Regions from separate parts of the Homo sapiens genome. Here regions 1, 2, 3, 5, 6 and 7 are each linked to region 4. Evidence: chromatin loops called from intact Hi-C (ENCODE). Cell type or tissue: PC-3. All regions are shown on one strand. Region 1 overlaps BCL9 (BCL9 transcription coactivator). Region 2 overlaps ACP6 (acid phosphatase 6, lysophosphatidic). Region 3 overlaps BCL9 (BCL9 transcription coactivator). Region 4 overlaps LINC00624 (long intergenic non-protein coding RNA 624). Region 5 holds the start of LOC128071544. Region 6 has its middle 12 kb from the start of GJA8. Region 7 overlaps LOC105371230 (a long non-coding RNA gene).

What was found. Peaks named below come from ENCODE experiments on the same cell type or tissue, not always from the same donor. Only the 100,000 strongest peaks of a DNase experiment are listed, where the experiment ranks them.
Region 1: it touches region 4 in a loop (7-fold over the local background); 43 of 110 quality-filtered maps call a loop at or near these places.
Region 2: it touches region 4 in a loop (9-fold over the local background); 22 of 110 quality-filtered maps call a loop at or near these places.
Region 3: a loop joins it to region 4, with 7 times the contacts of the local background. A loop is called at or near these places in 10 of 110 quality-filtered maps.
Region 5: it touches region 4 in a loop (6-fold over the local background); 43 of 110 quality-filtered maps call a loop at or near these places.
Region 6: a loop joins it to region 4, with 11 times the contacts of the local background. A loop is called at or near these places in 13 of 110 quality-filtered maps.
Region 7: a loop joins it to region 4, with 3 times the contacts of the local background. A loop is called at or near these places in 6 of 110 quality-filtered maps.

Annotation. Positions count from the first base shown.
Region 1 is chr1:147,625,368-147,629,367 of GRCh38, forward strand. It overlaps BCL9 (BCL9 transcription coactivator), which reads left to right. Exons shown (of 10, transcript NM_004326.4): 10 at 1-849. Among named protein-coding and RNA genes, the nearest start is that of ACP6, 43 kb to the right of the region's middle. In PC-3, CTCF peaks have their summits at 2,308 (motif pointing left) and 2,520; a DNase peak (open chromatin) is centred at 2,304.
Region 2 is chr1:147,638,864-147,642,863 of GRCh38, forward strand. It overlaps ACP6 (acid phosphatase 6, lysophosphatidic), which reads right to left. Exons shown (of 10, transcript NM_016361.5): 10 at 3,367-4,000. Among named protein-coding and RNA genes, the nearest start is that of ACP6, 30 kb to the right of the region's middle. RefSeq lists an enhancer at 2,491-2,992. In PC-3, CTCF peaks have their summits at 2,048 (motif pointing right), 3,329 (motif pointing left) and 3,537; DNase peaks (open chromatin) are centred at 2,118 and 3,328.
Region 3 is chr1:147,598,245-147,602,244 of GRCh38, forward strand. The region is part of intron 1 of BCL9 (BCL9 transcription coactivator); the gene reads left to right. Among named protein-coding and RNA genes, the nearest start is that of BCL9, 59 kb to the left of the region's middle. RefSeq lists silencers at 1,086-1,165, 1,196-2,245. In PC-3, no CTCF peak of the experiment used is centred here; DNase peaks (open chromatin) are centred at 1,557, 1,807 and 2,667; H3K4me3 peaks cover 2,959 bases; H3K27ac peaks cover 1,477 bases.
Region 4 is chr1:147,513,707-147,517,706 of GRCh38, forward strand. It overlaps LINC00624 (long intergenic non-protein coding RNA 624), which reads right to left. Exons shown (of 4, transcript NR_038423.2): 1 at 3,737-4,000; 2 at 1,815-1,970; 3 at 632-742. Among named protein-coding and RNA genes, the nearest start is that of LINC00624, 2.2 kb to the right of the region's middle. RefSeq lists a silencer at 2,366-2,566. In PC-3, a CTCF peak has its summit at 1,851; DNase peaks (open chromatin) are centred at 705 and 1,905; H3K27ac peaks cover 1,280 bases.
Region 5 is chr1:147,610,986-147,614,985 of GRCh38, forward strand. It overlaps BCL9 (BCL9 transcription coactivator), which reads left to right. Exons shown (of 10, transcript NM_004326.4): 4 at 593-904; 5 at 1,898-2,214; 6 at 3,442-3,631. The coding sequence starts at 852. It overlaps LOC128071544, which reads left to right and starts at 605. Exons shown (of 1, transcript NM_001414892.1): 1 at 605-811. The coding sequence starts at 605. The coding sequence ends at 811. RefSeq lists an enhancer at 1,445-1,739. In PC-3, no CTCF peak of the experiment used is centred here; a DNase peak (open chromatin) is centred at 1,576; H3K27ac peaks cover 1,593 bases.
Region 6 is chr1:147,888,605-147,892,604 of GRCh38, forward strand. No RefSeq gene overlaps it. Among named protein-coding and RNA genes, the nearest start is that of GJA8, 12 kb to the right of the region's middle. In PC-3, CTCF peaks have their summits at 1,781 (motif pointing left) and 2,001; a DNase peak (open chromatin) is centred at 1,727; H3K27ac peaks cover 300 bases.
Region 7 is chr1:147,715,335-147,719,334 of GRCh38, forward strand. The region is part of intron 2 of LOC105371230 (a long non-coding RNA gene); the gene reads right to left. All of the region lies in intron 1 of LOC102723321 (a long non-coding RNA gene), which reads left to right. Among named protein-coding and RNA genes, the nearest start is that of GJA5, 43 kb to the right of the region's middle. In PC-3, no CTCF peak of the experiment used is centred here; DNase peaks (open chromatin) are centred at 1,877 and 2,557; H3K27ac peaks cover 2,864 bases.

The DNA.
Region 1 (4,000 bases), 110 kb after region 4:
GTACTGTACTATATTGTAAAAGGGATTTTAGCAGAGACTTTAGTCTTTGGGGCAAGAGGAGAACAGGAATGCTGGGCTGTTTACTTTAGGTGGAGAATCCATCTTCAGACCTTTGGACTATTTTCTTTCAACTGCAGTGTATAGAAAAACCAAACTACGACCTCAGAGCAGAGTATTAATGAAAAGCACAAAAAAAGGAACTAAGTTCAGCGAGGGGTGGGGGGAGGGGGGAGATTTTTCTTTTGAAAAATAATGACTCTTAGGACATTTGTTTTTCAGTTCAAGTGCTCTTCAGCACTGTCTTGTCTCCCAATATACCAACCCACTGGCACATTTTTCTCTTGTTTTCTCTCTCCGATTTTGCTCTGTCTCCTCAGTTAAGTGTTTCCTTCCTTTGTGCCCCCCGCTGGTGACCCTCTGCTTCCCTCTCTCTTTCCCTTTGGCAGCTGCAATACACAGTGTTATTTTGGGGAAATAAATCTAGCAAAGCCTCGCCTTCCATGCCGAGCGTCCTCTTGGCTCTGAGAGGGAAAGGTCTGTCCTTGGGATGCTCTCTGGTCTTTTTTCCCCCTAAGTCTTTCTCTTTCCCATCATACCCTTCCCTGCCCACCTTGTTTTCTGTTCTCCTTTTATTAGGAATTCCCAAGTGAATTTTATTAATGTGGGAGTGGAACAGATGCTAAAAGCTATCCAGGATTTTGTTTCTGTTTGTTTTAAATTTTGTGGTTCCTTCCCTTTCCTCCCCCTCCCATGCGTAAGACGTTCTGTGTAACCTCCATTAAATTTGGTACAAAACCACTCGCCAGAGCTGTGGTGTCAGAAAAATAAAATATATTGTTTCTTACAAAATTGAACTGCCTTTTTTGTTCATTTGGATTCCTGATTGTTTAGTATTGGGCATACCGGTTGCCATGTGACCCAGAAGCGTAGACTCTTTGTATTGGAGTTGATCAGTAAGGTGATGGTTAGGGAAACCACATAAAAGTACCTTCTCAAAGCATATTCCATGCTGTTAAGGAATAACTACTCATGTAGGTTTATTCTGTACTGTTCCTATCTCAGTCATGAAATCCTAGTTATAAGCAGAAGAGCAACCCTGGTCCCATTGCTGAACTTTACCTTTAGGGCAATTAATGGTCTTTATTAGGAATGTTTGTGAGAGCCAGTTTAGTGGTATGAAGTAATTAAGAAGGCCAAAGGTTGTATGTTTAGTTATTTGAATAAGCTATGAGATGTCCCTTGGTCTTGTTAAGGTAGAATATTATTACTATACCTGCAAATTATGGGTTTCCACAGTCCGTGGGTTTCTGTGGTCCTTTCTGGCTCCCCACCTCCCCCTTACCCCATCACCTCTGCTAACGCTGCTCAGTCTTTGTGCACAGTTCACTTCTCACCACACACATCTTCAGCAGATCAGTGTGTATCCTGCAAGGTATGTGCTAATGGACTTGCTGTTGTGCTTCTGTGCAGTTAATTCTGTTCTGGTGTGTGTATTTCTTTGAGTTGTAGGTGTTTTTAGCTCAGTGAGTGGGCGTCTGTGTGCGTGTTTGTTCTTAGGTGAGAGAATCTAAGCGAGGAGCGGCAGGTGCAGAGTCATCTGCAAACAAACTTGTACAAATTGGGCTCTGCTGGTGTTTCACAGTCTGAGCTTTTCTCTCCGACAATTGTTTTGGAGAGCCATTTTCTCTTCCTTTTCAGCAGCCCTGTCTTCTCAGTAACACAAGTGCCCCAGACAACAAAAAATGTGGAGATGAACATTTGAGTACCTACTCTACCAGTCGCCTCCCTGCACTTTATCTTGCTGATTTTTAAGGGGCCCTGTGAAGTGAGTGGTAATGATCTCATTTGCAGATGAGAAAACTTGAGCTCACAAGTTTAAGAATTCTGATTCAATCTGATGTATTCTGTTGGTGCTGGGTAGTGAAACTTTCATGTTGTAGAGAAATTAGGATAGTAAAATGAAGATTTTGTTTCACGAACTTAGCCATGTTTCTGGGTTCTCTGGCTTTAAAGTATATAGATGAGAACAGACTAACAGCCAAGCATGGGCAGCACAAGATGAGAACCTGAAGGAAGGGTCCCACCTGGCATTTGTCTACTGGTCTGGCTTCTTGGGTTGCTCCCCTCCTTGCTGTACCCAACAGTGTTGCAGTCACTAATGGTGTGTGGTCCTGTTGTTACTCTCACAGGCAGGGAGTCAAGGCATAAAAGGTACCCACATAGGAGAGCAGGTACTCACTTAGAGGGCTAGCAAGAGACCGGTGGGTCTGGCTGCTGTGGGCAGCTGGATGTGTGGCACTCCTCTCGCAGCCCCCTGCTGGAGAACTTGGGGCAGTGCAGATCAACTTCCCCACCTGAGTTTTTAAAATACCCCATCATACAACTTCATTCACTTTATCAGCACATGCCATTTCATCACGATAATGTCTGACAAGCCAAATTTAGGGTCTAAATACAACAATTTATCATTTACTAAGATTGTTATAAAATAAAATTACCTTTAGAGAGACTGGATGCTAGTGCATGGAGAACTGATGCAAGATTTTTTAAAAATCAGTGGAAGAGTGATGAAAGATGTTTCATATTAACATATTCCTGTGAAAGCCCAGCCAATCTTCTCTCTTTCCTCTCCTGAAGTTTGGGACTGAATGGAGAAAATGCAGTAGTGACTTGTTCACTTCAGGGGAAAGTGGTGGAGTGTGTGTGGCTCATAGCATTTGTTAAGGACTAACTAGAAGTATGTAGCATTTTCCCTGAAACAATGTAAAATAAAATAATTTACTTTAGAAACGATTCTGCACTTATACATGAAAACAGACATAATTATAGGGGTCTTATGAAGGAGGCGGCATGAGAAAATAAATTGAAAACAATTTTACATATTTAAAGCTACTCCTTAAAAAATGGATCCAACATTTCTCCCAGCCTCCCTGCGCTCTATACTTCTTGATATTATCATCACAACGCAACTGTGGTCATCTGTGCCACCTGTGCAGTTGGACAGGACTCCGGCTTGGTTTAATGCTCCGCTGTCACTGTTTGGAGTTCTTAATTATTGAATAGGGGCTCCACATTTCCATTTCGCCCTGGGTCCCACAGATTGCTTAGCCAGGCTGTTGTAAACAGAAATCACAACAGCTCCACAGAGGTGCTGGGACCTCAGTCTCCATATTTATTCTTTCTCCTTAACTAGTGGCCAGGAGCACCTCAGGCAGGGTACTTGCTGTGTTCCGCTTAAACTGTCTACACTTCAGTCATTTCCTTTTCCTTTTCTGAGTAATTTCAGGGTGCTGAAAGGAGAGGGAAGTTGCATTTTAACCCGAGGACTCATTATTTAGCAAATATTTATAGAGCACCTACTGTGTATCAAGAACTGTGCAAAGGCTGGGATGTGGAAACAGGTGTGTAAACCAGTTATTGCGATGTAATATGATGATTGCTACAGTGAAGGTGTGGACAGGGCGCAATGGGCCAGAAAGGAAAATTCAATGAATCCTCAAAGGAAAGGTGATTTTTTGAACTGACTCTTAAAGGAGAGAGCATTCCTGGAGGATGGTGGTGAGCACTGAAGCAGAGGAAATGGGAACAGCAAGGGCTTGCTGATGGGATGGCCTCTTTAAGGGAGGAAGAAGTAAAGAAGTAAGAAATAAGCCTAGGCCGGGCGCGGTGGCTCACGCCTGTAATCCCAGCACTTTGGGAGGCCGAGGTGGGCGGATCATGAGGTCAGGAGATCGAGACCATCCTGGCTAACATAGTGAAACCCCATCTCTACTAAAAATACAAAAAATTAGCCAGGCGTAGTGGCGGGCGCCTGTAGTCCCAGCTACTCGGGAGGCTGAGGCAGGAGAATGGCGTGAACCTGGGAGGCGGAGCTTGCAGTGAGCCGAGATCGCGCCACTGCACTCCAGCCTGGGCGACAGAGCGAGACTCCGTCTCAAAAAAAAAGAAAAGAAATAAGCCTAGAGAGAGAGTGGATCACAGAGAGCCCAGTGTGGCCCAC
Region 2 (4,000 bases), 130 kb after region 4:
TTTGTTTTTTTGAGACAGAGTCTTGCTCTGTCACCCAGGCTAGAGTGCAGTGGCACGAACACGGGCCACCACAGCCTTGACTTCCCACGCCCAAGTGATCCTCCCACCTCAGCCTCATGAGTAGCTGAGACTACAGGCACTTGCCACCACGTAAAGCTGAATTTTAAATTTTTTGTAGAGATGAGGTTTTGCCATGTTGCTCAGGCTAGCCTCGAACCCCTGGGCTCAAGCGATCCTCTGACCTCAGCCTCTCAGAGTGCTAGGATTACAGGTGTGAGCCACCTGGCCAAGATGTACAATCGCAGTTCAGAATCCATTAAATCTCCATGGTGCTATATGACCTTGGCCAAGCCACAGGCTCTCTGATCTTCAGTTTCCAGGGATATTTCCCCATTGTTCCATAATGTTACCTTACTCCTAGAACTGAACCCCTGAGGTATTCAGCATTTTGGAATTTTTGACCTAGAGAACAACCATTCCTTCAACCTTTCCCCTTCCTGATCTCTTCCATTCTTCTCTGTGCAAGGCCCAGGTAAGCTGTGCCTACCTTTATGCAGCTGGCTTCAGTTACTAACAGCTCCAGGGACTGCTCTCTCATCTCCCAAAAGCCCTGCTGGTTTGACCCCATCAAGTTCTACTTACCCAAGTGTTATACAACCCTCCCCTTAATTACACACTCAATCAGTTCCTCCCAAGCTCAGCAATTTGTGGTCTCTGGGCATCCCCCAGCTGCTTTTCCGGAGGTAGCTCCCAGGCTGGGTCCTGGCAAGCCTCTGAAGCACTGCTTGGGTTTTTAAGGCCATGGTACCCAGAGTTGAAAGCCTTGCTGTTATTTCACACTCTATTTCCTTCCAAATTAATTCTCTGATGAATACTGTCCTTTGCAGTGATTCAGTGCAGGCCATTTCCTTACATCTTTCCCCTACCTTTGAGACTTTTAATCTCTCTCAAATCCAGATTTTCCTTTGTGAAAGGCTTGCCTCAGAGAAAAATGCCCTGCTTTCCTACCAATATAAACAGCTCTACCAACACTGGCCCCAGCCTCCCGGCACACTCCCTTTACTGCTTGACTTAGCTATTCCTTTGATTTCAAAGCACACATACTTGCCTTCTCTAAAAATCTCTGTACAACACAGAGCAACTCAAACTTCTTGGCTTACAGTAAGCTGCTGGACCCTAGTTTCCTTAAGCCCCAAATACAAGAAGATGCAGGTTCAAAACTTGTATCTGAGGAGGTAGCACCTTCCATACCCTTTCACATGGTTATTTTGCTTACATCCCCCTCCCCTAACCCCAGCAGATAGTATCACCATCCTTCCATGTGGATAAACAGAAACTCTGCCATGCTAAAGGAGTTGCCCAAGGTCACAGGGCCCAGGAAAGTGGTAAAACTGGAATCCAAATCCCTGGCTCTTATCTCCAAGGTAGGTGCTTCTTTCAGCATCCTTCATGTGGCTTAAACACCCCTGAAACAGCCTAGTCTTCAGCCACCAAGATCTTACCACCCAGGGGCAAGCCATCTAGGTCCGCAGGCACCCACTGCCCACAGCCCTGAGGAATGCTCCGGAGGAGCCACAAAGAGGCTCCTCTGGCATAGCAGGAGCAATGGCTTATATTTGTATAACACTTTTCATATTAGGAAGTGCTTTCCATACCTAATCTATGTCATTCCTAGGATAATTCCATGAGGGAGATGCTATATTAGAGTCCCATTGCACAAATAAAGATATACAGGCTTATCAACAGGAAATTAATGGACTTGCCCAAAGTCACACAGGTAGTAGGTACAGGGCAGGACTTGAACTCAGAGCACATGACTCCAAGATCAGTGGTCTCTTGAGTTCTCAGACATGGTGACTGTGGGCCACTGCCCCCCTCCCAATTTCTTCAGGAAAAGGTACATTTTATTTAAAGGCCAAACGGAGAGCGGAATCCTGAGAAGACCAGCTTTTTACTGGGGAAAGTGTTTTTCAGTTCTCCCCAGCCAGCCTTAGACAGGGGTCAGGTTTCTAGAGGCTGGCAGGGTGGACTGGGAAGGGCCGGGCTGCAAAGTCCCCTTGGCCACTAGAGGGCAGGGTCTGAAGAGAGCACACAGCCATCTCCCCGGGGAATTCCCCACCCAGCAGAAGAGACTCATCGCTGCCTAGCAGCCCCAGGACACGCTCTAGCCCAAAGCCGAAGAATGATCCCTTCCTGGCATGTTGTAGACAGGGTAGGTGCCCTTAGCCCACCCCTCCCCCCACAGCCCGCCCAGCCTCCTCTGCAGGTAGATGGCGGTGCCCTAGAGGATTCCAGCTGAGGAAAAGGGGTGCCAGGTGCCACTGACAAAGACCTGAGTTTCCTACAATGAAAATAAACAGGTCAGCACTCCAGGTCCCGGTGCTTCGAGGACTAGGGGAGGGTGGGACGGGAACTCTCTCCTCCTCCCTCTTCAGTTGGGCCCTTCAGGGTTTCTGTCCCCTTGCTGCAGTTTTTAACGATCCACGTGGAACTAACTGTTACAGGGGAATAGGCACATGGCAGTGAAGGGTCTTGTCTAATGACAGTCCTTCATCCCAGGGCCTGCCAGAGCCAAGAGCTCTGTAAGATAAGCCACGAGGCCCTCGGGAAGAGCTATCAGGGGAGCCGCAGATGAAGTCGGCCTTCCCTGGCAAGCCTGGCTCTCCTCCGTCCTGGGAAGCCTTTCACTTTGCCATACACGGGTGAGAGCCTCCTGTGGGAATTCTTTAAACCTCAACAGCACTCTGAGGCCCCTTAGAGAAAGGAGTCAAGGCAGGGACAGGTTAGGAATTTATGAAGAGCTTTTCACACCCTATTTTCCATCCTCAGGACAAATCATCAGGTAGATAAACATTAACTTCCCCGCTTTATAGTTGGGAAAATGGAAGCTCAGAGAAATTAAGTGACATGCCCACAGTCACACAACTGGTGAGTGAGGGAGCCAGGGTTCTGTACAAATCTCCTGCACACACAGGCACAGTGCCCCGGGAAGGGCAGGCGGAGGCGGGGCGCTGCCTGCAGAGGAGCATCCCCAAAGGCTCCCTTGGCTTGCGAAACCTACCACAGTTAAGAATCTCGTGGGAAGTGAGATGAAAGAGAAAAGGGAAAATAAGAATACTTGAAGGCACTTATACGTTTCCTTAATTGATTCTCACAACAACCCTAATTAGTACGTATCATTATGCCCATTTTTACATGAGAGGAAAAACAGGCTCAGAAACACCCGTCCAAGCGTTGCAAGGAAATAAATACGCTGTCAGAATTTGAACCCAGCGAAAGCCTTGGTGTTTTCCTTTACTCCATGCTTCCCCCTGGTGGTGAGTGGAAGGAGAGTGCATAGAAGCCACCTGGGTGCCAACAGAAGAGTTAAGTCAGCGTTCTGAACTCATTTATTCATTCGGTAAATCTTTGCTGAGGTCCACTTTGTACAGTCTCTGCACTTGGTTCTAGAAATACAATAAAAGACAAGACAAACAACCTTCTATTGAAGGACAAACAGAAACACGGGAGGCCTAGAGATAATTGGATTACACAGGAAAAGGGAGTGTGGGTCAGGGGTCAGGTGATGGAAAAATGTGTGCCAAGGTAAAGAGGCCAGAGGAGTGCGATTTCCTTTTTTTTTAAACATACTATAGGTCTGGCTAGGGAGATATGTGAGGGGTGAAGCTGGAGAGGTATGCAGGGGCCAGGTCTCAGGGGGTGATGGAAAGCAAGTGAGGGTATGGCCCATTAGGAAGCCACTGTGGTAACCTAGGAGGGTGGCCTTGGGCCCCGGAGAGAAGTGACAGAGGGGATATGTCATTCAAATGTCCAAGTGTCTGAGCACTGGCATGCACTAGGCACTATTCCAGGTGCTGGGGACACATCAGTGAACAAGAGGAAATCTGCCTTCATGGAGCTTCCATTTTAGTCAGGGAAATAAGCATATAGATACACAAATATGTAATATCCGGCACTGATAAATATCACAGGGCGGGGGAAAGACAAGACAAGTGTATTC
Region 3 (4,000 bases), 85 kb after region 4:
TTGACAAAAGGCATTTTAATTATTTTCTATTTGGAATTCTTCAATTGATCTTGATATTGTTTATACCAACTATTGCCTTTCTTCTTTATTTAATTTATATCCTCAGTCATGACAGAAGACAAAGAGAAAATACCTTGCCACAGTTTTTCATAGGATCTAAGCAGGGGAGGCGGCTATGGTAACTTACGTTGACCAGTTAAAGAGTTTTAAATGATTTCGAAAGCAGATCGGCTTTATCATTTAGGGCTCTCTTGACCATCCTTTACAACTAGCACCATTCCTTAAAAGGTTGCCCAAGGAAGGTTTCCTTTAGGAAGGGAAACTGACACAGGAATAAGTACCCTGGTTAAAACCATGGGTGATAGAAGCAAGAGCAGAAGATTTATCTCGTCCTCCTGGCCATATTGCCTCCATCTGTCTCCAGGGAGAACACGCAGTACACTCTAACATGGGCAGTCTTCACCTAACGGATCCAGAAGAGCTGCGGGGTCAGTGCACACAGTTGCCGAAGCAGCTAACTTAGATCAAGACCCCACAAGGCACAAGGACAGAGGTGTAACAACAGTGTATTCTGGGGAGGGTGCAGAGCAGACAGATCTATAATAACGGTTGTTCACCGCAGCAACCGGGGCCACACAGATGGAGCAGAATAGCCCGAATCTGAGCTTTGATTCAGCAACATGCTCTAACCATGATGCCGTCATTTTTTCCTTCTGAGAAAAAGTGTAATCTAATGGGCTACCCTCTCACAACAGCGCCGGGATACTCAGGCTTTGACCCCTTCAGAGCAGAGGTCTTCCGAAAAATTAGGGGAGCTAGCCCGGCTGTGAAGCGACGTGAGGTCCTGGACAGAGGTTCCCTCTGTGGGCACCAGGCAGCGATGCCTGAGCCAGGCTGGGCTGGGCCGGATGTGAAAGGAGACCCCTGCACCCCCGGCGCATCAGCGGGACTCCTGCACTTCGCAGAGGGCGGAGGAGAGCGCAGTCCTGGGTGGGGGCTGCTCTCCTGCGAGGGGAGAAAGCCGGCCATGGCCCAGGCGGTGCAGACTCAGAGGTGGAGAGAAGGGACAGGAAAGCGGGGTGGAACTGCGTCCCGAAGGTGTGAGGAGGTGGCCTTGAAGGTTGAGGGCTAGGCCGGGACCTGGGCAGCAGGGAAGAGTGAGGGAAAGACCGGCTCTTCAATTCGTTTCTGTCAAAAGATGGCCAAATTCCACGCTGCCCTTCCCCCTCCGCGCCTTTCCTGGCCCCCCGCCCCCCTCGGTTGCTCCCAGGACTGCGCGAGGCGGCGGGAAGGTCCGGGAGAGTGAGCGCGTGGGGAGGAGGGGACGGGAAGAGGAGACCCTCCCGTGCCGAACCTCCCGCCCCGCCGGCCCCTCAGGAGGCTCTGGAGTTGGGGACTAGAGCTCTGCCGCTTTAAGGGGGGAGTGGGCGTCCCCTCCAGCCGGGTGACGGTCCGGGGCGGGCCCTGGCGGGCGTGCCTATGCAAACCAGGAGGTGGTGCCGGCGGTGGGCGGGCCCGTAGTAAAATATCGGGGGCGGGGCGGCGGGAGGTGCGGCTGCCTGGTGGGCAGGGCCCTGCGGGAAGCTGGGGGCGGGAGGAGGCCGCGGCGGGTTGGTACCATCGCGCGCGTCTGGGGAGGGGGACGAGCGACTTTCCCTGAAGGGGCACGAGCGACTTTCCCTGGAGGGGCGGGCCCTTGCTGGTCGCGGGGCCGGACGCTGAGGCGGGGCGGGGCGGTCCCGGTTCCCCGCGGGCGGGACGTCGGGCCGGTGGGGAGGGGGCACCCTCCGCTCGCGTCCGAGGCGGGGCCGGCTGTACCTTTCGTGGCGCGGTGCGGCGGGGGAGGGCCGAAGGGAGGGAAGGGGCGGGACCGGGAGGGGGGAGCCGGAAAGGGGGAGGCGCCGGCGGACAATGGAGCCTATGTGTGCTTGCCGGAGTGGGACGGCGCCGCCGCCGCCGCTGCCGCCGCCGGGGGGAGACGCTGCGCCGCCGCTGCCGCTGGCCCCGGCCCCGCGGGGCTGAGAGCCGCCCCGGACCCAAGCCTCTTTCCCTGCTCCGCACCTCCTCTCCCCTCCCCCACTCCTGCCTCCGGGGTAAGTGGCACCTGGGGGAGGGGGAGGGGAAGGACCGGAGCCGGGGGTAGTGGGGGCCAGGTCCGCGTCCGCGTGTTTTGAGCCGGTTTGGGGGCAGGGGTAGCCACAGCCGCGAAGAGCGGGGTGGAGGGGGGCAGAAAAGGGGCGGGGGCCAGGGTTGCGGATTTAGTGAGGCGAGTCTGGAGGAACCTGTGGGGGGAGGTGGGGGTGCTTCACGGGCGGTGGAGAGAGAGGGCATCTCTTCTTTTTTTCAAAGGTTGTGTCCCAAGCAGTGCTTGGAGAGGTTAAACCAGGAGAGTGAGGACAGTCCCAGGGTCCTGGGATGCAGGAGTGTTGGAGGGGCGAGATGGAGAGCTAAATAAGGGAATTGGGATTGAGTTTGATGAGGTCTGTAAGACCCCTGAGATGGATAGAGGTAAAGGGGACTTTGCAGGCCAGTGACTTGTTGAAGGGTAGGGGAGGTGGAAGCTAGGAAGAATGTGTGAGTAGTTAAGGGCCCAAGCAGGTGAATTGGTGATGTCTAGGTCACTGAGTCATTGTGGGGGTCTTGGGACACACCAGTGATTTCCAAAGTGGAGCCTGAGTCACTGGCCTTTGAAAGTTGCAAAGACTATTAAGATGTCACTGATGAGTGTTGGGTGAGCCTGGTGAAATGGAGATATCCTAAGTAAAACAACAGCAGGGTTGGTTATTATGTCCAGAGGGAAGGAGAGGGAGGGGCCAGAGGCCTGTAATAGTATTGCTGGGGGCCTTATGGGAAGGCTACCAAGCATGAAGGAGGAGGCCAGAAATCTGTCCTCCAAGAGGTCTGAAGGAGGGGGAAGGAAAAATGGGTTTTTAGTGATAGGAGAGACTTAGAGCCTAGATTGGAGTCCAGCTGGGGACTAATAAAGTTACTAGATAAGTTAGAGAAATGGACATAACTATCTCTTAGTGGAGAGTCTGTAAGATGGGATAGAATTGATGCAAAATTTGACTTTGATTACAGCAAACATAGGTAAATCCCTGGCAGTGATTTCAGTGGGGAAATGATTTTCTATGTAAAGAGTTACATTTTGGTCAATGATGGGTATTGGAGTATTAGTTAGCACTTGATATATTCAGGAATTAAATGTTCGTTTTGGGGCAGAGATTTGGATTTGTGCACTGAGCAAAGTGATGAATTAGAACTAACAGACAGTAAGGATAAATTGTAAAATCATTGAGAGATGGGAGGAGGGGGCAAAAGGATGTTGGAGGTAAGACTCATGTGGGTTTAGAACCTTTGTGGAAATTGTGCAACATGATTGTCCTGTTTTGTGTTTTCTACTGAATACTAGTGATTGGAAAGTTTTAGCAAGGAGAGATGTTTGCGTGAATAATGTGAAGGCCCTACATAAAAATTTAAGAAAGACATCCTTATTCACTATTGAAAAACACCCAAACTATTAAAGACACAGATGGGTTTATAAGAGGAGCTGTTAGTTAAATGGCATAAGGATGCTTTGAGCAATGAAGGTTCCATTAGTTGTTTGAGGGCTTGGATAAAAAGAGAAATTGTATTTTATTTTATTTATTATTATTTTTATTTGTTTATTTTTTGAGACGGAGTCTCGCTCTGTTGCCCAGGCTGAAGTTCAGTGGTGCAATATCGGCTCACTGCAACCTCCGCCTCCCAGGTTCAAGCTATTCTCCTGCCTCAGCCTCCCAAGTAGCTGGGATTACAGGCACGTGCCACCACGTCCAGCTAATTTATGTACTTTTAGTAGAGATGGGGTTTCACCATGTTGGCCAGGGTGGTCTCGAGCTCCTGACTTCTGGTGATCCACCCACCTCAGCCTCCCAAAGTGCTGAGATTAACAGGTGTTAGCCACCGCGCCCGGCTAGAAGAGAAATTTTTTTTTTTTGTAGATGGAGTCTCACTCTGT
Region 4 (4,000 bases):
AAGTGTCTCCTGACTTTAGAGAAATGTAGAAGTACCCCACTGGGTATGAGTAAGTTCTCCAGAGTCTCTCTTTAACCTAGCTCTAGGGTAGGATAGAGGTGGAGCCAGAAGGGTCTGTGTCTGCAGTTTTGACAGTGTTACCCTTCTTCAGCCTCCTGCACAGTGAGTGACCTCCAAGGATTATTCAGGGTTTGGGAACAGAGAATTGTAAAATATTTTAGATGGGCCAACCTTTTCTCAAAATCCTCTTCAAAGGAAAATTAGCCTCTTCCTCACCATTGCCTTCTGTGCTGAGGAAGAGGACCTGCTGCTCCTTGAAGGAGGGTGGCCATTTCGATACCACAAGAGCCTACTCTGCCCTTTGACTGGATGCCTGGCCAACTCCTGACATTAAGGCAGCAAGCAATCCCAGTACTGCACAAAGTTCTGCAGCAACAGAAGTGATGATTAAATAGGGCAATGGGTTCTCTTGGGAATACGAACTGGGAAATTCCAAAAATCAATCAGTATCATGAGAAACATCAGGAAGAACACAGAAGAGCAGCCCAGGCATGCTCGTGGTGAACAGCACAGAGATGAAGGGCCACCTCAGTGTTAGATCCTTCCAGTGTCCATATGACATTTCACTCACCAGGATGCCACTGGTGCCAGATGCTCCTGTGATGTGCCTCTCTCTCTCATCGCCACAGGTATGCTGCAGTAAGCCCCCACTGACTAAGGTAGCCTGAGGGAGTGTCAGCTCCTGGAAAACAAAAAATCACCATACTGTCAGAGCTGGTCACTTAGTCAGTGCTACTCAAAGTGTGGTCCAAGGACCAGTGGAATCCACCACTGTTCCAGTGTGCAGAAACAAAGCATAGAAACAAAATATGCATTTGGAAATCTTTAAATAGGAATTTGACCTTGCCCCAGCATCCAATTTTATGTCTGTTAAATCTAATAATAAAAAGTTGAGCTTGCATTTCATAAGTCTATGGGAGTTTTTTCATTTCATTTTTCTAATAATTTATTTTTATTGTGTTTTACAAAAGCATCAGTCAGTATGTGAAGGACTGAAAACTGTCAAATATTTAAAAACTGGTGCTTCACAACAGACAGTTTGAGGAGCACTGATCTAGTCCCGTTTACAAACTGTGAATCCTTGACCCATTCGTGGGTAGTAACCCATTAAGGAGTCACGAAATTAATTTGTGTGGATACCAGCATTAACAAAGAATAGAATAAAAAGTATCAGGGTACATTGCATGAATACAGGATTAAGTTCTTTTTTGTGAAATTTTTATTTTAAAAAGCATATGCAAATACATATGCACATACACACTTGTATATTTTTGCATGTATATAAAACAGAAAAAGGAACCTGGGATGCCCATGTTTTATTGTAAAAGATACTTCTGCTTTTCTAACAGTTGTAAGGAAAATGTCTGCACATATTTGGAAAACTATGTGTTGTCCATCACACACCCTTCTGCTATCTTTTATCTGATTTGGATTCTATGGGAGCTATTTCACAACTTTGTAAACTGTAGCTAGCTGATAGCATTGCAAAATAATTATTCTCTGTAAACATTCAAGTTTTGTCCCTTCTGGTAGAGGTTCAATTGATTCCCGCTCCCTCTGTGGAAGAAGTCAGTTTTGCCCTTTTTTTGTGCATTCAATATTCTTGATCTATACATGTTCTTTGTATTCTCTTTTGATCCAGTTATAATATCTGCCTAGTTCTCTCATAGATTGAGTTAAATAAAATCTCTAACACATGTTCATGTTCAATCTGTATGAGTCATGATTCTATGTTTCGTTTTTTTTTAAATTACCTTTTAACGTAGGTCACAGTAGAGCTTTCATGCATCAGGTGGCAGTGTTTGTTCAAACTTAGGTCAACTGTAATGAAATGGGATACCTCAACAGGAAGGCAAACCTGGATCCCTAGCAAGGCAGAGGGACTTCCTGGTTTAACTTTGTGCTGTTGCCTAGAGGAATCAAAAGGAAGGGGAGAATTTTATTGTGAAAGACCACATGCCAGCAATGATTTTAACTGCTGCTCTGTAAGATCCCTCCCACGCCTTGTTCTCATGATGTTTGAAATACACATCTCTTTTACTACAGTTCAGAAAAATCTGAAGATACAAATGAATATGGACTAGGCAAATTAGAAGTACGAGGTCTCAGACATAGCAAGAAAGAACACCAGCCTGAGAACAAAAAATTTAGGTTCTAGGCCCAACTTGATCCCTAATGAGCTGTATGATTTGATTTTAAGCATGTGACTTAGCTTCTCTGGGCCTCTTATTCTTTATCTGTACATTAATTTACTTAAGTTGGTAGTTTTCAATTCTTTTTCAGGCATAACAACTTTTTTTTTCAAAACAAAGCTTGTACACAGTTTTAATGTGCAAAACAAGACAACAACTCTGGTTTAGTAGGGTGTCTGCTTGGTTTCAACTCCTCCACTATGGTGGCCTCTAATTATAGGGGCCCCTCAGAACTGTGAGGATTCCAAGATAGCACGGTCTGAGAAGCATGGAATCCAAGAGCACTAACATTCTTCCTAATGCTGCGATGTTCCAGTCAATTACTTTGTCTCTGGTTTAAGAGCATTCAAAATCTTTTCCAAGTTGTTCCACCCTTTCCTTCCTTGCCCCATCCCCACCCTGTTGAGTATTTCCAATTTTAGCTCTGACCTTTAGAGTCCTTGTTCTATCTTCATTCAGTTCCTTCAACTGCTGGGATCCACCCCACAGGTTTGGTCCAAAACAACCTATGGGGTGTATTCCACTGTATTCTAATTATCTGTTTAATTATCTGCTTCCCCAACCAGACTGAGTTTCCTGAGAGTGGGTGTCTTGTCTTCTCACCTTTGTCTCCCAGGTCCAGTGCGGTGCCTCGCCCTCTTCTCTATTCTCAGTACACACTGTCTGAGTTCTTCTCTCTACCTTACCTATGTATGTTCTACCCAGATCTCTCTCCTCAACTTCAGCCTCTCTTGTACAACTACTTTCCAGACAATTCCACTTTGGGTATCTCATAGGCTCTTCAAAAGCAGCACATCCAGTTCTACAGCTTCCATTCAGAATATTTACCTCCTCCTAAAGTCCTATCTCAAGAAAATATGCTGCAACCTACCTGCTGCTGCCCAAGCCAGAAACCCTTGACACCTCACTTTCTTTCATTTCCACTTCCACATCCAACCCTTTAATTCCACCTCCTACCATTTTTTAATCCATCTACACTTTTTTTAGAGATGGAGTCTTGCTATGTTGCCCAAGCTAGACTTAAGTGATCCCCATCTCAGCCTCCTGAAAAGCTGGAGCTACAGGTGTGTGCCACAGCACCAGCGATCTGTCTTTCCATTTCCACTACTGTTGCCCAAGTTAAGATCACATGGATAATAACAGATCATTTTGATGGTGCTTCCAGGGTGCCAACTGTTGCAAAAATAATAAAACCCTTTTCATACATTAGATCCTTGAATGTGCGTATCTGCTCTGGTTATTACTGTAGCCCCATTTTACCATTAAGGAAATTGAAATTTAAAGAGAATAAATAACTTACCCAAGCTGGTAAGGGTTGGAGCTGAGAATTTAGTCCGTCTCTCCAATGCCAATACTCTAGCCCTTACCTATAATACAACAACTGAAATATTAACTGGTGTTGTATCCCTACTATCAGCTTTGCCTTCCAAGTCTTTTTTTTCCCGTTCTACAGCCCAGAGATTTTTTAAAAATAGAAATCTTACTGTGTGCGGAATTCATTCCTTCTGGTGGGTTCTTGGTCTCGCTGTCTTCAAGAATGAAGCCACGGAGACTCCCGGTGAGTGTTACAGTTCTTAAAGATGGTGTGTCCGGAGTTTGTTCCTTCAGCTGTTCAGATGGGTCCAGAGTTTCTTCCTTCTGGTGGGTTCGTGGTCTCACTCACTCCAGGAATGAAGCCGCAGACCCCGGCGGTGAATGTTACAGCTCTTAAAGATGGCGCATCACAGTTGTTTGTTCCTCCCGGTGGG
Region 5 (4,000 bases), 97 kb after region 4:
GGAAATCAGGGGGCAGAACTGATTGTATTTGATGTTGGTTCAATATTTGATTTCAGAAGTACCTCCTTTAAAGTCCCCCCGCCCCCAAGGCCCTGAGAGTGTAAACATAGATTAATTTGCATCATGGTTTGAAATTGGGGGGGTTGTTTCATTTCAGTGCTGTTGTTTGCCATCAGAACTGAAACACCAGATAGTCACTATGGATCTGCGGTACCTAGGGGTTTCAAAGCATTGTTTTGAAAAAAGAAAGACACAAGTTTTTGAGGGTTTTGTATTCAAAACTACAGAAATGTAAGGGAGAATACATAGCTAAAGAGAAAACTGCCTTTTTCACCTGCTCACCCTTGCCTGGTCCATGCTGCTTGCGGGGGAGGCTTGCATGCTTGGCAGGAAGTCCTAGTCACCCTCCAGCTGGTGTGGCCCCTGAGCCTTTGTCCACAATGGGAGCATCACCCTTTCACCCTGATGGAAGTGGAGGCATGGTCTAGCTGCTTCGCTGAGTTGGCTAGTGCTTTCACCTTGATCCTGTTGTGAGGGTGTTTTATGTCTCTGTTTTTGCTCCCAACTTTTTTTGGGTGGCCTTTTCCTGTAGTATGCCCTGGAGATGCGAGATTTTCCTCTGGCAGCAGGAGGCACGCACCCAGAGAATGCTGGAGCTGCAAGGGGAAAGGACCCACTTCCACAGCAGAGAAAAACAAAGAGGAAAAAGGCATACAGGCAGCGAGCGCTAAGGGACGCACCCAGCAAGCAGTGGGCCAGTGCCACTGCCCCCAGCAGCTGTTTCTGCTGCAACCCGAGAGGAACTCGGTGAGCCTGTCCCGTTTGTGACTGCAAGCTCAGGATTTCAATCAATGCATTCCAGTAACCCTAAAGTGAGGAGCTCTCCATCAGGAAACACACAGAGGTAAGGGCTGGGCTGGGGCCTCTTCCTGCAGCCCCTTGGGGATGCCATAGGCACATCATGAACACTCATTGGTGAAACAGTATGTTGAATTAGAAATAAATGAAACCCAAATGGGAAAGGAAGAGAAAATAGACTAGTAAATAGTAATATAACAGTAAGCAGGATACAGTGTAATCAAAGCTTATGTTAGAGTTTTCCTTTGTTATTCTTTTGTCCATCATTCCCTGACCTCTCCCCGCACCTCCCTGCCAAAGCACAAACGAAAGGACCATAGAGACCAACCAGTACAGTTTGCCTAAGTTTGCAAACAAGGAAACTGAGGCCTGGAATGGTGAGGAAGCCTAATGTCGTAGAACTAAAACGTTATTCCCCGGACTCCCACTGTGACACTTTTTCCTCGGTTTCACAGTAGTTAAATTGTTACTTTAAAAGAATTTTGTCCTCACTCCCTGAGGGCAGTGGTTGGTTTATCTGCTTTGGTGTAATACTGCTTGTTGGGAGGGATTAGTATCCTGGAGGATTTCCCTAACCTGACAGTCACCAGCTCCCGTGCTCTTTGGGACCAGCTTGCATTTTCCAGCAGGGAAGTGAGGCTCTCCTACAGCTGTTCCTTGTCATCAGCCTGGGGGTGGGTAGTATTTTGATCTTAACGATGCCTGTTTGTTTACTCTGAGCTAGTCTTAGTGTAAGAGTCACCTCTCTATGTACATAGAAACCGTTGTCCTTTATTGACAGAAGCCCTGGAGATGGGTCCCCATGTGACTGTAGGGTTCCTGAAACCTGGCAGGCCACTCTGCTTGATCCTCCTCTCTGTTGATAGCTCTGAGATGGGATCAGGGGTGGCGGGAGCAAGCAAATGGCTGAGGTGAATCATGGGGTGGTTATTTTAGTCCTAAGGGTCTCCTTGACCCCCAATAGAAACTGCCTCTCTCTAATTTGTGCTGACCAGCTGTATCTGGTGTCTGATCTTCCTTTGTTATTTGTTTCTTTTAGTAGCCCTAAGTCAAAGCAGGAGGTGATGGTCCGTCCCCCTACAGTGATGTCCCCATCTGGAAACCCCCAGCTGGATTCCAAATTCTCCAATCAGGGTAAACAGGGGGGCTCAGCCAGCCAATCCCAGCCATCCCCCTGTGACTCCAAGAGTGGGGGCCATACCCCTAAAGCACTCCCTGGCCCAGGTGGGAGCATGGGGCTGAAGAATGGGGCTGGAAATGGTGCCAAGGGCAAGGGGAAAAGGGAGCGAAGTATTTCCGCCGACTCCTTTGATCAGAGAGATCCTGGGACTCCAAACGATGACTCTGACATTAAAGGTATGTCTATAAGATCTTTGAGACTCAGAGGGAAGTAGGTGTTCCTGAGGGAAGGCCTCTGACATTCGACAGAGGCCAGAGAGCCTAATATCAGACAAGTGGGGAGAGTAGGTATCAGATTCATGAGTTCTCACAGTTTATGATGGAACTATTTCTTCTCATTTTGTTACTAACTGAAGAATTGTTTGGAACCTCCTAGTTGAGGAGTTCTTGCCCTTAAGGATGCAACGGTTTAGGGGTTATGGTAGGATGTTTCACAGGCCTATCCCTGTTCGTACACGTTTCTGGCCTCTATGCTGTTTGTACTTTAGTTTCAAGCCAGTAGCTCTAGTTTGTCTGTGCCAGTGGCCCCCACTGGGGTAGTTTTTCTGGTATCCCCTTCTCTTCTCCATCAGAGCAATCCTCCAAGGCTTGGGTCTTGTGTTCTCTAGTTGCCATTTTGCCAGACTTCAGACACAAGAGGAAGCCTTAATGGCCCTGGCAGTAGTCCAGATTTGTTACAGCTGATTTTAGTGTAGCAGGAATGAGTGGCTACCAGATGTGTAGAGATTTGGCAGGCACCAAAATGGAGTGAGCCAAGAAGGGTATGGGACCAACAGCTGTGGTTTTAGGCTTTTTCCTCCTAGTATAAGACCAAAAGTCTTAACTGTAGGCCAGAACATGAAGTTAGTATTCAAGGAATGGAAGTATGATTTTCCAACCCAAATTAGAAATGGAAACTTGGGTGATTGTTTCTCCCCTCCTTCCTCCCCTCCTCCCTCAAGTGTTTTGGCAGGCCTGCTATGAGTGCCAGCACTATGCTGGGGGGCCATGGTCAGCAAGATAGATACAGCTGTTGTCCTCAAAGATTTGAATGCACCTAGAAAGCTGATTATTAGACAGTTACAGTAAAATATGATAAATGCTGAAATAAGAGAAGTTAGAGGGCTGTGAGATCCATCCCCAGTTAAGTCTAGGAGGTTTCAAAAAGGTTACCAGAAGAAGGGACATTTACACTAATATATGAAGGAGGTGTAATAGAGAGGTAAGGAAGCTGGGGAAGACTGCTTTATGGTTAGTCATTTGAGAGAGAAGAGTATTTGAAATTTTATAAGTAGAAGAGGTTTCCTCTTAGCAAGGTGGTACTTCCTTGAAATTCTCAAGGTGGGTTTGTGTTGTGATGCTATATATGCTGGCAGAAGAAAGGAAATTTTATTCTTTCTGTGACGAGTCATTTTATTCTTTTAGAATGTAATTCTGCTGACCACATAAAGTCCCAGGATTCCCAGCACACACCACACTCGATGACCCCATCAAATGCTACAGCCCCCAGGTCTTCTACCCCCTCCCATGGCCAAACTACTGCCACAGAGCCCACACCTGCTCAGAAGACTCCAGCCAAAGTGGTGTACGTGTTTTCTACTGAGATGGCCAATAAGTAAGTTGATGGCTGTGTCTTGCTGTTGGGCAGGGCTTGTCTGGGGACCTAAATTCTTATTCCCATTGCAGATTGATCTTTTATTATCACCTAAAGTTAACAGTACAGATAAAACATAAAACCTCCCCAACCCAAACTCCCCCAGAGGCAACCACTGATAATACATCCTTTGCTTCCCTTTCAGAAATTTTTCGTGCTTGTACAAATATACATATATATCTCTTTTTCTTTTTTTTTTTTTGAGATGGTGTCTGTCTCTGTCGCCTAGGCTGGAGTGCAGTGGCAGATCTCGGCCCACTGCAACCTCCACCTCCTGGGATCAAGCAATTCATCTGCCTCAGCCTCTTGATTAGCTGGGATTACAGGAAC
Region 6 (4,000 bases), 370 kb after region 4:
TGTTTTCAGTGCACTGCATACATTATCTATTCAGTCCTAAGTACCCTGTGACATAGCTGTGATTATTAAACTTCATTTTTAGCCAGGCATGGTGGCTCATGCCTATAATCCCCGTGCTTTGGGAGGCTGGGGTGGGAGGATCACTTGAGGCCAGGAGCCTGAGACCAACCTGGGCAACACAGCCAGACCTTGTCTCTACAGATTTTTTTTTTCTAATTAGCTGGGCATGGTGGCACATGCCTGTAGTCCTAGCTACTCAGAAGGCTGAAGCAGGAGGATCACCTGAGCCCAGGACTTCAAGGTTACAGTGAGCTATGATTGTGCCACTGCACTCCAGCCTGGATAACAGGAGAGAGGCCCTGTCTCAAATAAATAAATTGCATTTTACATCTGAGAAGACTGAGGCATATAGAAATCAAATGGTTTTCCTGAGCTCACACTGACGGTAAGTGGTAGAGCTCAGATTTGAGTCAGCTGGCTTAGCCTTTATACTCCACTGCATTTCAAGATAATGATAACAACCATTTATGTGCCAGCAATTGGGCCGAGTACTTTAACATAGATTATCTCATTAAGTTCTCATAATAATCATCTCCATCTACAGATGATAAAAATGAGATTTAAAAGGGTTAATTTGCCACCTATCACAGAGCTAGTAAGTGATAGATTCTGAGCCAGAATTATAGAATTATAGCCAGATTATAGAGACTGACAACAAAAATACTAAACCATGTTGTGAAAGCCAGTGATGGCTCTACCTACAGTCTTCCATGGAAGACTCCCTCATCGTTTACAAGGACATGAAAATGTGTTTGCTGGACCTAGTGGGGAGAGAAATTCCTCTGCACTCTCCACTCTAATGGGTTTACAGGTAGGCCAAGGGCAAAATGAACTCCTGAGTAGGAGCCTGGAGTCTTTGTTGATGCAAGCTGTACCAGTGGATTTCAATTAGCCAGGAGGCTTTTGGAGTGCAAGCCCAGGCCATGGACAACTCACAAGAGAGAAGGTCCCAAAAGCTCCCCAATTCTGCCCCTAGCAACAGAGGCTTCCTGTAGCCAAGTCTGTCTCTGATTTGCAGGTGGGTGAGTTAAATTCACACAATCTCAGCCATAACTCTTAGAATGGGTTCTCCATTGCCCTAACCAGAAAGGCCCCAGAATGTTTGTCTCCAGTGATCAAGGCCTGCCATCTGCTGAAGTTTTGCCCTTTGCTTTGTCATCACATGAACCTAATGCTCTACAATTTACTCTGCCCTTTATCATCAAATATTGCCCCTGGTACAATCAGGGATACAGTAGAATTGTGCAGGACCAAAGGAAATAAGGACAGGTCTGAGAGAAGGGAGGGGATAGAGCAAAGAATCTTGAAACCCTCGGGTTGGTGATTCTGGATTTGTGGTGCTGTGGGAGACAGGGCAAATATTTCCGTGATAAAAGGGACTTCTGAATAGGAAGAAAAGTAAGAGGAGAAAAAGAGGGATACCCTCTGGGGCATCCAGTGCCACCAGTATAATGATCACTAAACAGGGTGAAAGGGAAGGCACCAGGAAACCGGCCCAGAGAGTGTGGTTATACAGTAAAATTAAAGCCAAGGTTGTCCCCCTTTGCATTTCCTGTCCTCCCAGCCCCTCCCATTTAGACCATATCCATCTTTTCCCGTGTGGAAAAAAAGAGTTCACTTGACTCTCCTTTGCAGACTTGGAGTAAGCCTCTTTTCTTTGCCCTCAGGCTCTGAAGGCGTCTACTACAGTGCGTGGAGCAAAAGAGAGACGGCATCGCCCCCTCGTGGCGCAGGGCCAAGCTCTGCGGTATTCCGGACGCTGTCCTGGGCTGCCCAGACAGGGGCACCCCGTGGGAGTGGAAATGCTGTCCTCAGAACCTCTGGCTGTTGAATGACTTGTGTCTTGTCAGAATGGTGAGATCCCCGAATGCCATCACCCTGTTCCTTCTACCCTCCCCATTGATGTTCACACAGGTCAGCTAAGCTAGACCTGTCTGCAGTGTGTTTTGAAAACAGGTTGCCCCTGCAAGAAAACTCCTGGTTTAGTAAATCAGCACATCAGGGCTAGAGAAGAAAAGAGTTGTGCTGTCTTTGTTTCCATTTCAGTCCATTCTGCCAAGTTGAAGCAGAATGATTTTCATTCATCTTAAATCCCCCCAAAATATTTTTTTTAAATAAACCTCTCAAACCAAACACCATCACATATGTACCCTAAGGAATACTAAGTCACCTCTTCAGGCAACGGAAAGAAAGGACCAGAGAATTGCTGTCAAGCCTAGGGTGGGTGGAGGAGGCAGGGAATTAATTTTGTTGAGTGGATAAAGGTCTGGGCCTCAATCCCAAAAGCCCAGATTGGGGCATCGAGCCTACAGCACCCCTGTCAGTCACTCCCTGCTGTCCCTGGAGCCTGGGCAGGCAAACAGTCATCCTTCTGCACTGTCTCTCTGGGACAGCCGGAACCTTTGCCCCCATCCCGAGGTCACCCTCTCCCAGAACCTCCTCTGCCTCTGGTAAGAGGAGGTAAAAGGAAGGGGGACACAGGAGGTCCATCAGAGCATGGATGAAGCTGCCCCTACATCAGAGTGCAGAGCTTGGAGTCTAGCCCCATCCTGGCCAACACAGAAGCAGGGAGTGAGAGAGGCAAAAACGAGGAGCCAGCCTGTTTCCATAGATACAGATTTCAGTTGCATTTTATGACAGCCGTGCCAGGCTGCCTGGAGAGGCATTGTTTGGATGTCTAGGGACCCGCTCAGAAGGAAAATGAAGTAAGAAGCGATTTTTTTAAGATTCAAGTGGTTTCCCCTCCCAGTTTCAGATTGAGATCCACCTCCGCCCTCTGGCCTTCTGGCAGAGGTCATCCCTGGTAGGACACTTGCCTTTAGTACAGCCTGGGCAGATTTAGGCCCTCCAACCCCAGGCCTCGAAGATCACAGTCAAAATGATTCTTAGAAGCAAGCCTGCTGTCCCTGGAGCCTGGGCAGTCAAACAGCCATCCTTCTGCACTGTCTCTCTGGGACAGCCGGAGCCTTTGCCCCCATCCCGAGGTCCTCCTCTCCCAACACTGCTAGTGCTTCTCTAACAGCTGCTCTGTGGCTGAAGGAGTTCCAATTTCCCAGCCCCTGGTGACCTCTTGTGAGGGCTGCCACTGAGGCTTTGAGAGAAGAAGGCTCACCTGGTCTCCTGCTGGGGGCTCAGCCTGCAGCTGGGGAAGGACTCCCCTTACTTCTAGATTCAAAACACTCATTTTCCTTTGCCACTCCTACATCTTCATCTCCTACATCTTCATCTCCTACCTCCTCATCTAGGTGGTGCCCTTCTCTCTACTCATCACTCATTCATTTCTCCAAACCCATTGAGTTCTTTCATTTGCCAGGCCTTTATAAAATAGACGTAAGAGACTTTCCCTGTACTCAGAAATCTCACAGACTAGTGGGGGATGCAGACACATAAGTGAACTACTAGAAAACAACTTAGATAGGGTCAAGTAAGAAGTCCTGGGGAAGTTAAAGCCCAAACTGAGCCCCAACGGATGAGTCAGTTAGGGGAGAGGAGATTCAAAATAGAGAGGGGACTGCGTAGGCAAAGGCATAGAGGCAAGAAACAGGATTATGTGCATAAGAAACTCGGTAGATCATAGGTGCTGAGAGCCAGTGCAAAGCTATGAGTGGCAAGAGATGGGCTGGAGTAAATTGGCAGTCATCAGACAGCAGAGGGCCCTATGTGCCATGCTAAAGGCCCCAAGCTTCCTCCTGCAGTGGTTCTTCAGCCATGGCTCACGGAGTTCCAGGGCTCCACTGTGGTGCCTCAGGGGCAGGACTAGGGGCCTCTCACTCTCAACCTGAGTGATTTTTTTTTTTCCAGACAGAGTTTCACTCTAACTCAAGTGATCCGCCCGCCTCAGCCAAAGTGCTAGGATTACAGGCATGAGCCACCGCACCCAGCCCTGAGTGACTTATTTTATATGTACTTGAATAGGTGACAGCAAACCACAGTGAGATTA
Region 7 (4,000 bases), 200 kb after region 4:
AGCTGCAATATCTTTTATAATCTAGCCTTGGAAGTCATACACCATTACTTCTGCCAGATCCTATTGTTCTCACAGGCCAGCTCCATTAAATGTGGGAAGAAATACAAGGTGTGTTTCCAGGAGGTGAGGAACTGGGGGCCATCTTGGAGGTTGGCTACTACATCTTTGCTTGATTTTCTCCGTAGTACTTATCACCTTCTAATACATTATACAAGTTACTTATTTAAGATTGTAAACCAAAAATATCTGAGACAGGTCTCAATAAATTTAGAAAGTTTTCTTTGCCATGGTTAAGGATGTGTGCCTGGGAGGCAGCTCTGTGCCTTTCTCTGAAGATGACCTTGAGGGCTTCCATATTTAAAGGGGAAAGGGCAGCTATTGGGGAAAGAGGAAGAAAATTCTTAAAGGTGTGGATAAATAAGAGACAAACAGTTGTGTACTTTTGATTTTTGAGCAGCCTTTCACCGAATACAAAATTTACACATGATGAGGGTGGGGGTAGAAAAAGAGTCTAGCTCAGTAAATCTGCATTTTTACATCAGAGGAAGCAATCAGATATGCATTTGTCTCAGGTGAGCAGAGCGATGACTTAGAGTTCTGTCCTTCGTCCTACCTGTGAGGATAAGCTATCAATTTACATTGTCAGGGTAAAACTCAACAGAACCCTTTTAGGGTAAAGATCTTGAGGCTCACAAGGAATTTCGTAGTGGTCAAATCATGAAGGAGGTATGTGGCTTTTTTATCTTTGTAACTATCTTATTTAGGAATAAAATGGGAGGCAGGTTTGCCTGATGCAGTTCCCAGCTTGACTTTTCCCTTTGGCTTAGTGATCTTGGGATCCTGAGATTTATTTTTCCTTCACAAGATGTTTATTTTTAGTCTCCTTGTTCCTGGAAAGGGGTCCCAATCCAGACCCCAAGAGAGGGTTCTTGGATCTCACTCAAGAAAGAATTCGAGGCAAATCCATAGAGTAAGATGAAAGCAAGTTTATTAAGAAAGTAAAGAAATGAAGAATGGCTACTCCATAGGCAGAACAGCCCCAAGGGCTGCTGGTTGCCCATTTTTATGGTTATTTCTTGATTATATGCTAAACAAGGGATGGATTATTCATGAGTTTTCTGGGAAAGGGTTGGGCAATTCCGGTAGCTGAGGGTTCCTCCTCTTTTTAGACCATATAGGGTAACTTCTTGGTGTTGCCATGGCATCTGTAAACTGTCATGGCGCTGGTGGGAGTGTAGCAGTGGACTATCAGAAGTCACTCTTGTCACCCTTTTGATTTTGGTGGGTTTGGGCCGGCTTCTTTAATGCAGCCTGTTTTATCAGCAAGGTCTTTATGACCTGTATCTTGTGCCGACCTCCTGTCTCATCCTGTGACTTAGAATGTCTTAACCTCCTGGGAATGCATCCTAGTAGATCTCAGCCCTATTTTATCCAGGGCCTATTCAAGATGGAATTGCTCTGGTTTAAACACCTCTGACATCATCATGCTAGGTGGTTAAGCTCCTCGAGGGCAGTGATTTTGTCTATTTTATTGACTGTTCTATGTTTAGTGTCCAGCACAGTATTTGGCACATAGCAAGACTCAAATATTTGTTAAATAAATAATTGAATATAAAGCTCTGCAAAATTCTGTCTACCTTCCCTGATTATTAATCTGGAGCAGCTTCTATCTCTTAAATTGCAAAGAGCTGCAGCTCCAGTCAACTATTTTCACTGCTCTGAGCATTCAGTGACCCATATTTGTTTTCTGACTCAATATATATAGTGCATTTGCTGGAGTGAAGAACTTCCTGATTGAAATCTGATCTTGTAAGGTACCTGGATGTGCTCTGGTGAACAGTAGGCTGAGGCAGACATCCGGGCTAGAGTGACTCATAGAGTTTAGGGTGCAGGCGCTTACTCCACCTGTTATATAACCTGTTTGTGTAAGCTCATACCTGGCTTGGAGCCACTGTTGTTTGAAAAGGTATAATTGTCCTGCTGATGCTGTACACAGGGGACATGGCTTGGCTCAGCTCTTGGGCATGGCTCAACATGGCTCAGCACACTGGCACCCAGAGAAAGAGAGAGAGAGCCAAAGATGTCTGTCTTGCAGGCAGGCAGGTGGGAGCCAGGAACCAGCTTTTGCCCAGAGAAAGAGTTAAGCTGCTGACCCTGAAAGCAAGGGAGAGTCAGCCGTGCAGCTCTGCATGGAAGTGGCCGGCTCAAGCAGCTGAAACAGAGCATACAGTGTAAGAGAGCTGCTGATGAGAGAGCTACTGAATAAAGCCATATTTCACCTACACATGGCCGCCCGAAGTGTTCTTTCAGCTATCCACCCACTCCCCTCAGACCTAAGCATGGGCTGGACCCTGACCCTGGATCTAACAATTGGTGACATTGGCAGGATGAGGTGTGGTACCCAGTGGCAGTGGTGCTGCTTGGATGGGCCCTAGTGGAAATGTGAGAGGCAATGGACAGGGCCCCCATGAGTATGGGGAAGGCCCTGAAGTACCTGGAGGTGCACAACACCAAGGAGGAACATGCCTTTGCCAGCAGAGTCAGATGGGCGTTTGTGACTGTGCTGCAGGAAGTGCACGCCCAATCCCTGTGAGACACAGTGCAGGGAGGAGGAAGAACTTCTGTTGCAGGCTTGCCCAGTGATCCGTCTGAAAATAGAGCATGGACAGCTGTTGGGCCCCAAGGGTGAGCCCAGGGACCCTCCCCAGTTGTGATGGAACACATTTCCTATAGTCCCGGTGCCCCTACTGAGTTGTGGGAGTTAAGCAAGTAATGTCGGCAGTCATGTACAGACTTAGTGCAAGTCATTCAGGAGAAGGACGTTGCTGTGCAACCCAGTCCCACCCAAGTGCTCCGGTTCAAAAAATACCTGCTGCAGTCAGGCAAAAGTGTAAAGCCTTTTCTGTTTGATAAGAGAACTGACCAAAGTGCCAGGATGGGTACATTCATGGGTAACAACCCCCCGGACTGGGAAAGTGGTTAGCAACTGCATATGCTGCCCTTCGGGCTCATAAGAGTGTGGCAGGATGGGCTACAGTCATCGTCTGGATGACTTACCCAATAGTGGGATGGGTGCATTCATGGGTAACTACCCCTGCCAGACAGGAATGGCACAGACATCCACTTTAGTGAAGTGGGGTGTCTACTTGGAACAGTGGAGTACTCTGAGTACAAGTCCCTTAGCAGTAGAGGTTTTAGGGCCTGTAGTCCTAATGCAAGATGAGGCCATGGGGCCTGAGGCACCCCTAGACCCTGAGCCATCACTGTTTAAGGAAGGGTGCCCTCCCATTCCTGATAGGGCATGGTACATAGCTAGGTCTAGCCAGGGTGCTACTGCTGTCTGGACTGCTGGTGCAGTCCAGCCTAGTTCTGACACCACATGGTTTGAAATCAGGTGTAGACAGAGTAGCTAATGAGCTGAACTCAGGGCAATGTAAATGGTAATCACCAAGGAGGTGACACCTAAGGTAGTCTGCACCAATAGCTGGGCAGTTTATCAGGGCCTATGTATGTAATGGGCCTGTGTGCCCAGAAGCCTATGTTTATGTATCAGGCCTGTGTGTCAGGCCTGTGTTCCCAGGCTTATGTATCAAGTCTATGTGTGTATATTGGGCTTGCATGCCCAAAGCCTATGTGCCAGGCTTATGTGTCAAGCATATGTGTATGTATCGGGCCTGTGGGCCGAAAGCTTATGTGTCAGACGTGTGAATCAGGGGCTTATGTGCCAAACCCGTGTATTGGACCTATGTGTCTAAAATCTATGTCTCCCTCAGCTTAGGGGGTGGAGTGTAAAGTACATGGATGTGCTTTGGTCAACAATAGACTGAGGTGGACATCTGGACCAGAATGACTCAGCAAGTTTAGGGTGCAGGCGCATACTCCACTTTTTATACAACCTGTTTGTGTAAGTTCGTACTTGCCTTGGAGCCACTATTGTTTGAAAAGGTATAACTGCCCTGCTGATGCTGTGCATGGGGAACATGGATCCGCTCAGCTTCTG